Linked DNA regions of Homo sapiens: region 1 is linked to region 2. A link is a contact called in ENCODE Hi-C or POLR2A ChIA-PET data. All regions are on one chromosome and are shown on one strand. The core of a region is the stretch at or near the end of the contact, and the rest is flanking DNA. Distances in the headings are between cores, read along the strand shown.

What was found. Hi-C counts contacts between places; a loop is a spot of excess contacts on that map. ChIA-PET counts read pairs that join two places held with the same protein, here RNA polymerase II (POLR2A). Pooled maps may share reads with other maps.
Region 1: a pooled map shows a loop between it and region 2 (2.7-fold over the local background). The contact joins two enhancer-like sites. A Hi-C loop is called at or near these places in 1 of 168 maps with a recorded cell type or tissue (CD4-positive, alpha-beta T cell), 1 of 37 single-sample maps with no recorded cell type and 6 of 50 pooled maps. POLR2A ChIA-PET finds 5 or more read pairs at or near these places in 14 of 52 experiments (CD4-positive, alpha-beta T cell, GM12878, H1 and 9 more).

The regions. Positions count from the first base shown.
Region 1 is chr12:93,433,397-93,438,999 of GRCh38, forward strand. The region is part of intron 1 of UBE2N (ubiquitin conjugating enzyme E2 N); the gene reads right to left. Among named protein-coding and RNA genes, the nearest start is that of UBE2N, 5.7 kb to the right of the region's middle. Within about 2 kb of position 3,363, at least 5 of the 41 ENCODE cell types and tissues checked have a DNase peak (open chromatin) inside an H3K27ac peak, as active enhancers do.
Region 2 is chr12:93,386,640-93,392,604 of GRCh38, forward strand. The region is part of intron 1 of NUDT4 (nudix hydrolase 4); the gene reads left to right. Among named protein-coding and RNA genes, the nearest start is that of NUDT4, 12 kb to the left of the region's middle. Within about 2 kb of position 4,077, at least 2 of the 41 ENCODE cell types and tissues checked have a DNase peak (open chromatin) inside an H3K27ac peak, as active enhancers do.

The sequences.
Region 1 (5,603 bases), core at 2,113-4,612, 46 kb after region 2:
TCACTTCACTTGGGAAGAAATTTTAAAAGCTGCTAAGATTTTAGCTGAAGTTAAAAGATTCCCTATTATTTAATTGCCTAATTGGTATATCCACATTCATTCCTTCATATATTACATTTGCAAAGAAAATTTCAACTCTAATGAAACAACAGTCCAACTCGTTTTTCGCATACACACATAAGAATTCTTTTCCTTGATATAATATTATTACATAAACTATGCCTCTCATATTTATTTTGTTTTTAGAAAGCAGCACTGTATAAGATACGAATTTGGCACCTAAATCAGAACTCTGATTACTATAATTGTAATGTCAAAAGCCCCTGCTGGATGCTGCTGTCCTCATTTCCTTGTTTCTAGTATTTATTTCTATAGCACATATGCATCCATAGTTCATTATAACAGAAAACATAATGTGTGTTCAGAATCCATACAACTTGAATCTGTAGCATATTTTCTTCTTAAATCCATTTACACAGGTAAACTATCCTATAAGGTATAGGGAAAAAAGAAGAAGAACCGAATTGTACATCAGGAATCTGGTCATCCAACTTCTTTGGCCTACAAATTCCTCACCAGAGAAAGAAAAGGATAGAACAGATGTTCTCTAATGTGTAAAACTCTGGTGGCTCACTCCCGTAGTCCCAGCACTTTAGGAGGCCGAGGTGGGTGGATCACGAGGTCAGGAGATTGAAACCATCCTGGCCAACATGGTGAAACCCGTCTCTACTAAAAATAAAAAAAAATTAGCTGGGTGTGGTGGCGCGTGCCTGTAATTCCAGCTACTCGGGAGGCTGAGGCAGGAGAATCGCTTGAACCTGGGAGGTGGAGATTGCAGTTAGCCGAGTTCGTGCCACTGCACTCCAGCCTGGCGACAGAGCGAGACTCCGTCTCAACAAAAAAAAACTCTGGTTTTAAGAGTGGTCATTAACACGTGTGGAAAAAATTCCAAACTTGAGCAAAGCAAATGCATAACATTTCCAGTCACAGTCATTTAGCACAGTGAATACTAAAGTACTTGATAATTTGACAAAACTTAATTTCACTTGTGCAGGAGTTGATCAATCTGGACTAAAGGAACTGCTTGACACAGAGGAGCTTAAAAAAGAATACTGAACTGACTGCTATTTTTAACTTACTTTCAGTTATGCTCACATTTCATAATCAAAACATTAGATAGTATATTAAAACAGTATCTTTAGAGCCTGAAAGTTTAATCACTATCAAAAGCAGTTCAAGGATTCTTAACATGGAGCACATGGAGACCTAGGGAATCCACAAATAAACTTGGCAAGAATCTGAATCCCCAGAAGTCATACGTTAAAAAAAATAGCTTTTTTTCCTAGGAAGAGGTCAGAAAATTCTTAAGTGAGACAACTGAAAGAACTAAAGAACCACTGTTCCTAGTCAAATTTTTTACAAGTTTTTTCTTAAATTCCAAAGGTGATTTTAATTACAACTTATAACAAATCTGTCTTCATCATAATGAGTTTGTATTTATTTATTTATTTATTTATTTATTTAAGAGACAGGGTCTTGCCTCTATTACCCAGGCTGGGGTGCAGTGGTGCCACTAATAGCTCACTGCAGCCCCGGCCTCCTGGATTCAAGGGATCTTCCTGCCTCAGTCTTCTGTTAGGATTACTGCATGAACCACCATACCTGGCTAAGTTTCCCTGCCCCCACCTGGAGGTACATATATTTCTGAAACATCATGGTAACTTTTCCATGCCTTTTTTTAATTGGAAGAAAACATTATCAGACAAGTATTTTCAGAGCTTAAAACAACAGATAGGACAGGCGCGGTGACTCACACCTGTAGTTCCAGCACTTTGGGAGGCCGAGGTGGGCAGATCACCAAAGGTCAGGAGTTCGAGACCAGCCTGACCAACATGGTGAAACCCTGCCTCTACTAAAAATACAAAAATCAGCTGGGCGTGGTGGCATACACCTGTAATCCCAGCTACTAGGGAGGCTGAGGCAGGAGAATTGCTTGAACCCAGGGGGCAGAGGTTGCAGTTAGCCGAGATCACGCCATTGCACTCCAGCCTGGGCAACAAAAGCAAAACTTCATCTCAAAATAAGAAAAAAAAAATGTTCAAGGCAGAGAGTAAAGCTACTCCAGTGGCTGAGGCAGGAGAACTGCTTGAACCTGGGAGGCAGAGGTTGTAGTAAGCCGAGATTGTGCCATTGCACTCCAGGCTGGGCAACAAAGCAAGACTCCCGTCTCAAATAAATAAAAGGTGAGTTTTCTAAATCACTTTTCTTACAAAAAAAAATACCTTATGCACTAGAATACCTATCAAATGAGTGGCTTTTAAACAGTAACAGGAAAAAATGTGTGTACTTCAAAAAATCCTATTAAAAAAGTAAACTCAAGTCTCAATGTAAAATCAGACTGTATCTGATTTTTAAGAATTTGAGGCTAAATCACACCAAATAGAAGAGTAAATTTTTCCACTGCACTTCAGCCTGGGTGACAGAGACCCTGTTTCAAAAAATTAATTAAATGTATTTTCTTAAGTAAATTTTTAAGCACCATAGACAAGGGACCAGTGGGGAAGGGAGACATAAAGTAAATTCTGCGAAAGACTGGTAAAATTCTAATTCCAGCAGGTTGACTCACTAGGTTTTAATCAAATAAGTCAACCCCTAGGGTAAGTTAACTACTTTTTCCCAAGACTGTATTTTATCATTTTCATTATTATCATTATTACTATTTTGAGACAGGGTTTCACTCTGTCGCCCAGGCTGGAGTGCAGTGGCGCGATCTAGGCTCACTGCAGCCTCAACTTCCTGGGCCAAACCAATCCTCCCACCTGTCTCCTGAGTAGCTGGGACTACAGATGTGTGCCACAACACCTGGCTAATTTTCATTTTATCTTTTTGTAGAGACAAGGTCTCATTATGTTGTACAGCCCAGTCTTGAAACCTTGGGCTCAGGGGATCCTCCCGCCTCAGCCTCCCAAAGTACTGAGATTATAGGCATGAGCCACAGTGCTCAGCCCTCATGATTAATTCTGAAAAGACCATTAAAGGAATGTCAGTCACTGTATCAACGTAACATGTAAAGCTGAAACAGATTTGGTTTTGACCAAGGCCATAACTATAGATCTCACTTATCGGTTCCCGAAAGTGATTCTCCTTTATGACAGGATTATGCAGAACCTCTCATTTGAGGGACATTTTAGGTACCTCCTAACCTTTATGACTTTAAGCTTTAACTGCTCACTTTTTTTTTTTTGGTGGAGATGGAGATCTCACTATGTTCCTCAGGCTGGTCTCAACTCCTGGCTTCAAGCAATCCTTGGGCCTCAGTCTCCCAAAGAGCTGTTATTACAGGTGTGAACCACCATGCCCAGCTTCAGTCACTTTTATTGGCTAAAAGAGCTTTGGTCCAGAAGATAAGGCAGAAAAACGAAACTAAAGATTCTAGCTTAAAACAGAACTACTAAGACTCAATATCACTCACACTTGTGCAAAATGCCATACATACAAAACTTCGTTACAGCATTTTTTATATAGCACAATTTAGGAAACATTCTGAAAGTTATGAATAAGCAATTAGTTACAATAAAGTCTAGGCCAGGCACGGTGGTTCATGCCTGTTAACCCTAGCACTTTGGGAGGCCGAGGTGGAAGAATCACTTGAGCCTAGGAGCTCGAGAACAGCCTAGGCAACATGGCAAGACCCCATCTCTACTGAAAAAGTATTAAATTTCCAATATTTGAAAAAATAAAATAAAGTCTAACCATAAGGTTCCATTAAACAGCCCTTTGAGAAAAAAAAAAGAGCCAAAGCAGAACACTATGATGCATGTCTGTAATCCCAGATACTGGAGGCTGAAGGTAGAGATCACCTGATATTAGGAATTCGAGGCTGTATGTATATAGTGTACTATGATCACGCCTGTGAAAAGCCACTGCACTCCAGCCTGGGCAACAAAGCAGCAGTCTGTCTCTTAAAAAAAAAAAAAAGTCAACTTGAAGATACATAGGTGGTTAGAGGGGAAGAGAAGGGAATCAAGGTATTTGCATGAGAAGGAGAAGACGCCTAACTTATAGCAGAAAGTTGCTCTGGTCTTCTTGTAAGGATACACAATAAAAATAGTGGTTGAAGTCGGGTGCAGTGGCTCACACCTGTAATCCTAGCACTTTGGGAGGCTGAGGCAGGTGGATCACTTGAGAAGAGGAGTTTGAGACCAGCATGGCCAACATGGTGAAACCCCATCTCTACTAAAAATTAGCCAGGTGTGGTGGCACATGCCTGCAGTCTCAGCTACTTAAGAGACTGAGGCAGGAGAATCACTTGAACCTGGGAGGTGGAGTTTGCAGTGAGCCAAAATTGCACCACTGCACTCCAGCCTGGGCAACAGGGGGAGACTCCGTCTCAACAAACAAACAAACAAACAAAAACAGTGGTTTTCTAAGCAGGGGAACTGGAATGCTGAAGGACAGATGAGGGATTCTCTACGTATCCTTCAGAGCCTTTCAAATGTGCTCTATGTGTGCATTTCCTAGTTAATAAAAAAAGATACATAAGCAGAGTAGGCACACAAAAAAGAAATAATGTAAAAGATTGATGTCCTTTTTAAGTGAGCTTATGGGTGGAAAACGAGACTAGCTTTAACTTTTAGCTCAGACATTGGTTCAGACAGAATATACCAAGGAGTAACAATGTCAAATTATTGCTCATTGAGATTAAGGCTCATCTATTCAGTTAGTCTATTAATATTTCAGTATCTACTATGTGCCAAGGATTGGTCTAGGCACGAATGAGCAATGCCCGGGATATCCAAGAGTCCCTAACTTCATGAAGGTTTAATGGGGAATAGAGAGAAATAAACAGTAAATAACATAACTTCGAACAGTAATAAGCACTTATACAGAAGAAAGGGAGATAGGAGGATAAAATTGTGGGGGAGGAAAAAGGGAAACTGGTTTATACGGGACAGGTTAGGTAGAGGGTATGACATATGAGCTAAGAACGGAACAACTGGACAAAGCAAGCAATGCAACAAACTGGAGGAAAGTCCTGTGACTGGAATAAGCTCAACCACTTATTGTTCAGGGTACAGCAAAGCAACAGTGTGGCTACAGTGGAGTGACCCAGAGAGAGAAGTGCAGATGCGCTCAGAAGTAGGCATCCCAAATGAATGCAGGGCCTTATAGCTAAGGGGTGGGGGGGAAGGCAAGATTCTAATGTAAGTGTGATGGAGAACCTCTACAGTTTTTAGCAGGGGAGTAACATGGTCTATATTTTAAGAAGATAACACTAGCTGCTGCTCCAAAGTAGGCTAATACAGGAGGCCAGGCAGTAAATGATGGAAGTGAACAGAGGTTTGAAAGACAGGGGGGAAAGTGTCTGATTTAGTACATATATTGAAAGCAGAACCTACAGAATTTGCTACTGGATTAGATACAGGAATCTAAATGAGATAGCAACTGGGTGAATAGTAGTCCAGAAAATCATCTTGTATTTGTAGTTAGTCATTTTACAGTAACAAGAGACAGGGGAATGTTACACTAATCAAGATCCAAATTCTGCCTCTTACCAGCTTTACCTTAGGAAAGTCATTTAAGTCAGTTTCTAGACTGCAAAA
Region 2 (5,965 bases), core at 2,827-5,326:
ATAATGAAGCTGAAAAATGTGAGTATGTAACTAGTAAAAACACGGACTGCTCAGAACTAGTATCTCCAAAATTTATGTAAGAAACAAAATTTCCATTATTGACTATACTAGATATTTTCATCATTCTCAAATTTTTGTGGAACACTTAAAATTTGTATTAGCAGATATGTCAAATCTTTTGTCTAGGTTGGAAAACTCTTAACTGGAAGAACATAGCTAAATCTTTGATAATGAAAGTACACCTTCTTATTAATTTTGGCCTCTGGAAAACAATACTGAATGAACTCTGATTTTTTTTTATTATTATTATTTTTGAGACAGTCTCACTGTGTTGCCCAGGCTGGAATGCAGTTGCGCTATCTCAGCTCACTGCAAACCGCCTCCTGGATTCAAGTGATTCTCCTGCCTCAGCCTCCCGAGTAGCTGGGATTACAGGCGTGCACCACCATGCCCAGCTACTTTTTATGTTTTTGGTAGAGATGAGGTTTCACCATGTTGGCCAGGCTGGTCTTGAACTCCTGACCTCAAGTGATCCTCCTGCCTCGGCCTCCCAAAGTGCTGGGATTACAGGTATGAGCCACTGCACCCGGCTAGACTGTTTTATTTGCATGCTCTTTACAAAACGTGTTTTTTCAAGCTGAATTGCTTTAGTAGTTCCATAAAAATGTAGTCCAGAAAAATCTACATTGATGATTTTCATTTTCAACAGATTCCAAGTGAATTCAACAGAAAAGCTGTAATTCTTGAGTTCCTGATAGTTCTGGAGTGACAGTACTCCACTACGGTGCAACTCCTCACCACCATCCCCAGTTTCTCTTTTATAATCTCAGGCTTTTTAACTTGGTGAAATGTTTTTCTGGAAAGAGAAATGGTCATATAGCACTGAACAATAGAGCAGGTGTGGCGGTTCTTAGGAAACACTGAGTTATGTTTTCATCTTAATCTCAACCCCTTGCCTAAAAAGTTGTTAGTGTCCTCTGTTGTCTGCCTAATTAAAATATAAACATGCTCCAATGTGATACCAACTTTTTTTCATCTGTACTGGTCTAGATCTAGTGCTGGGGACCGCTTCCAAGTGCATGACAGACCCCAGGTGATCACAGGATGGCCTAGCTATCACACTAGTTGGCCTTAAGTTAAAAGACTTTTCACTGTTATTGGGGTTGGGGGCAGGCAGGGGACTGTTTTAATTGTCCTTCTCTCTACTAATGCTGTTCATATTTTTCCACCCTGGCAGACATACGCCATCATCCAGTCTATTCTCTTATCTGGAGTGTATCCCTCAGTTCTTGCTCACTCTTAGTCACTGCCTTCTCCCCACCACCACCCCCCCAGATGTGGCCTTGCCCTCATTTGAACACTCAAATGAACTATTCAAGATGAGTAGGCAAGTACTTAATGAAACAGACAGACTTTCAAATCTGTCACCATGACATCTGTGTGAGACCTCTTTTCATAAGCTAGTTGTTTAGATGGCCAGTCATTTCTATATCACAGATATTAAGTACCCATTTAAAGCGATCATTTTATGGAAAGATAATTTGAAGTTATTGGTCTGACCAAATTTATTCTTCCTGAGATGTCAAGGGACTCTTGGATGATAAGTTACTGGATTAGGCTAAATCGTTTGTCCACAATTTATAATGATATAGATTTATATAGATGTATGTGTTCTTGCAGTTTTTAGACACAAAATATTGAGCATTCTATGTGACTGTATTCCAACCCCACCTCCAAGAATATAAGCTCTTTGAGGGAAAGATGTATATTCAGTATCTTTTCATCACATACAATTCTTGTTGAGTATCACACAATTAGTAGATAAGGAACAAAATCAGCAACTTCTTTCTCCACAGTGCTTCTCTTTAAGGTGGAGAACTTGTGCTGAATTGTCACTTTTTGACAGGAGTCAGTCTGTTCTCTGTCCTTCTAGAGGCTGAAGATTGTAAAGACAAAAGTGAATGGATTTAGTTTGGATACCATGTGCATGATGCTTCTTTCCTGCTAGCCCATTTTCATGATTCTGATTTTCTTTCGAAAAGCATTTTAAAGTGGTAAGGTTTTGCATGAAAATTTAAGTGGATAAATAACTAACAGTTACATATTTTACCTGTTCTGAAAAGGATATACCATTAATTGGCTGTAGATGTCCAATATGTGACCCTTGAGATGAGCACTTGAAATATGACTGGACTAAGGAATTGAATTTTAAATTTTATTTAATCTTAAATTTAGCCATATGATGCTAGTGGTGACTGTGTTAGCTGTAGACCCTCAAAAGCATGAAAGGTTCAAAAGTAGCAGAGTTTAGGACAGACTGGAATTAATTGGCAGATCAAGGGCCCAGAGGAGCCCAATTCTATCTGCAGGTTTGTCAATTTAGATGAGTAGACAAGTGCTTAATGAAACATGCTGGATTTTAAAACTACCATCACCAAAAGTTGGATATTAGCACATCTGCCTTAAGCTAGTAGTTTAGATGTGAATCATTTCTGGACCATAGATAATTACTCATTTAAATTTATCGGCCTTTTTTTTGAAAGATACATTTGGCTGGGTGTGGTGGCTCATGCCTGTAATCCCAGCAGTTTGAGAGGCTGAGGCGGGCAGATCACCTGAGGTCTGGAGTTCAAGACCAGCCTGACCAGCATGGAGAAACCCCGTCTCTACTAAAAATACAAAATTAGCTGGGCGTGGTGGCGCATGTCTGTAATCCCAGCTACTTGGGAGGCTGAGGCAGGAGAATCGCTTGAACCGGGGAGGCGGAGGTTGCAGTGAGCCGAGATTCTTATATCATAAATTACTGGATTGTGCTAAATCACTTATCAAATTTATATACTATTTTCATGAGGCTTTCTAAAAAGTAATTTATGAAAGAGAGATGTTGAGACACAAGGGTTCCATATTACTCATTTTTGGAAGAAAAGTTTAGTCATGCTGATGTCTTGTAGATGCAGGATTGGTTTTAAATCTGAAGCATAGACCGGGCGCGGTGGCTGACACCTGTAACCCCAGCACTTTGGGAGGCCGAGGCAGGTGGATCACGAGGTCAGGAGTTCAAGACCAGCCTGGCCAAGATGGTGAAACCCCATCTCTACTAAAAGTACCAAAATGAGCTGGGCATGGTGGTGGGAGCCTGTAATCCCAGCTACTCGGGAGGCTGAGGGAGGGAATTGCTTGAACCAAGGAGGCGGAGGTTGCAGTGAGCCGAGATTGCACCACTAGACTCAAGTCTGAATGACAGAGCGAGACTCTGTCTCAAAAAAAAAAAAATCTGAAGCATAAAATGTTTCTTCAGAAAAGCAGACACATCTTATACTAATGGTTTTTCAACATTATTAATCTCCTGTAATTTAGCTCTGTCTTGGAGAACTGGAAACATCATAGTCAATGACCTAGATACATGAGACTTTGCATTTCATTTATTCAGGACTGCAACATTTTGAATATGGATGATTTTGAACTCCCTATTTACTATTTACTAAGTGATGATGTACTTTTCAGGCGGCTAGCCACCTGCGTTATGTCCCATTATTAACGTAATCCAGGAAGTTGCTTAGAGAGCATAGAATTGTGTAACAAGAATTTCATCTAGGCAATAGAAACCAGTTTATTCCTAACCCAAACCTAGTGACCAGAAAAAGAGGCCTGTAACTCTGCAGTCCGGACCAGTAGTTGCTGTTTACTTTTCCAGTGATGCGAGACAAACTCTTAACATTTTTATTTAACTTAAAAACTAACATTCACTTGCCAGTCTTGATAGAGGGCCAGTGCCTTTGGTTGCCATAGATCCTCTGTAAGCCTCCAATTTTGAATAAAATACAAAGGTTTTGAAATCTGATTTGTAGTTTCTCTGTTGAAAGTAGAATTTGAACTTAGAGACCCTTGCATGCACTTTTGGATTTTTAATTTTCTTTTTCTAATTTTCTATAAAGTCTCATCTGGGTATAATTTGATAATGTAATAACCCCCCCTCCCTTTTTTTGAGACAGTCTCATTCTGTCGCCCAGGCTGGAGTGCAGTGGCATGATCACAGCTCACTGTAACCTCGACCTCCTGGGCTCAGGTGATCCCTTCCACCACAGCCTCCTGAGTAGCTGGTATTATGGGCACATGTCACCATGCATGGCTGATTTCTGTATTTTTTTGTAGAGGGAGTTTTGCTGTGTTGCCCAGGCTGTTCTCACACCTGCCCGCCTTGGCCTCCCAAAGTGCTGGGATGGGATTACAGGCGTGAGCCACCATGCCTGGCCTGGAATGCTGCTTTTCTAAGAGGAGGTTCTATGCCTAAATAGATACTCTCTTTTAACTCAGCATTTTGGGGGCTTGAGAGAAGGGTGGGAGTTGCTGAATTGTCAGCTTGAAACTTTCCAGTTTGGAAAAGTTCCTGGTAACTTAGTCAAATGAGAGAGGACTCCTGTGCTGGCTGAGAACTCTTAAAGGCCAGCAGCTCCTGGCAGCAGGGAGGGAGCAGGGCAGATAGAAGTGCTGGCATGCATTTAAAAGAAAAAAAAATCAGTCATGGCTCTTGCCTGTAATCCCAGTTGGGAGGCCAAGGTGAGAAGATCACTTGAGCCCATGGTTTTGAGACCTGTCTAGGCAACATGGCAAGACCCCACCTCTACAAAATAATACGAAAATCAGACTGGGCATGGTGGCTTACTCCTGTAATCCCAGCACTTTGGGAGGCCAAGGCAGGCAGATCACTTGAAGTCAGGAGTTTGAGATCAGTCTGGCCAACGTGGCGAAACCCCATCTCTACTCAAAATACAAAAATTAGCTGGTCTTGGTGGGAGGTGCCTGTAATCCCAGCTACTTTGGAGGCTGAGGTGGGAGAATCACTTGAACCCGGGAGGCAGAGGTTGCTGTGAGCCAAGACCATGCCACTGCCCTCCAGCCTGGATGATAGGACGAGACTCCATTTCAAAAAAAAAAAAAAGTACAAAAATTAGCCAGGCCTGGTGGTGGGTGCCTGTACTCCCAACTGCTCGGGAAGCTGGAGTGAGAGGATCACTTGAGCCCGGGAAGTGAAGGCTGCAGTCAGCAGAGATTGTGTCACTGCACTCCAACGTGGATGTCCAAGTGAGACCCTGTCTTAGTTATCATCATCATCTCTATGCACACTGGGAATTAAACTTCGTGATAAACCCTATGTGTTTTCGAGGGAGAACTGTTTAAATTTACTTGAAGGTAGTATACTAAGATAATTTTGTGGACACTTTTGTTCAAATTGACTTATTTATTTTTATTTTTTATTTTTTTGAGACAGAGTCTCACTCCATTGCCCAGGCTGAAGTGCAGTGGTGCAGTCTCGGCTCACTGCAACCTTCGCTTCCTGAATTCAAGCAATTCTTGTGCCTCAGCCTCCTGAGTAGCTGGGACTACAGGAATGTGCTACCACACCCAGCTAATTTTTGTATTTTTAGTAGAGATAGGGTTTCACCATGTTGGCCAGGTTGGTCTTGAACCCCTGACCTCAGATGTCCACCCACTTCAGCCTCCCAAAGTGCTGGGATTATAGGCATGAGCCACCACGCTCACCTTGAGTTGATTTTAACTTAAGTGAAGTTCAACCTAAGCTAGCCCACAAATATTCCTTTGTTTCCCCCCCCCCCTTTTTTTTTTCCTTTTTTTGAGACAGAATCTAGCTCTGTTGCCCAGGCTGGAGTGTAGTGGCATGATCTCGGCTCACTGCAACCTCCGCCTCCCAGGTTCAAGTGATTCTCCTGCCACAGCCTCCTAAGTAGCTGGGATTACAGGTGCCTTCCACCACGCCCGGCTAATTTTTTGTATTTTTAGTAGAGATGGGGTTTCACCATGTTGGCCAGGCTGGTCTTGAACTCCTGACCTCAGGTGATCTGCCCACCTCAGCCTCCCAAAGTGCTAGGATTACAGGCATGAGCCACTGCGCCCGGCCAGATATTCATTTAAAAGATGGGTATGTAATACCTGTTACCTGTTAAAT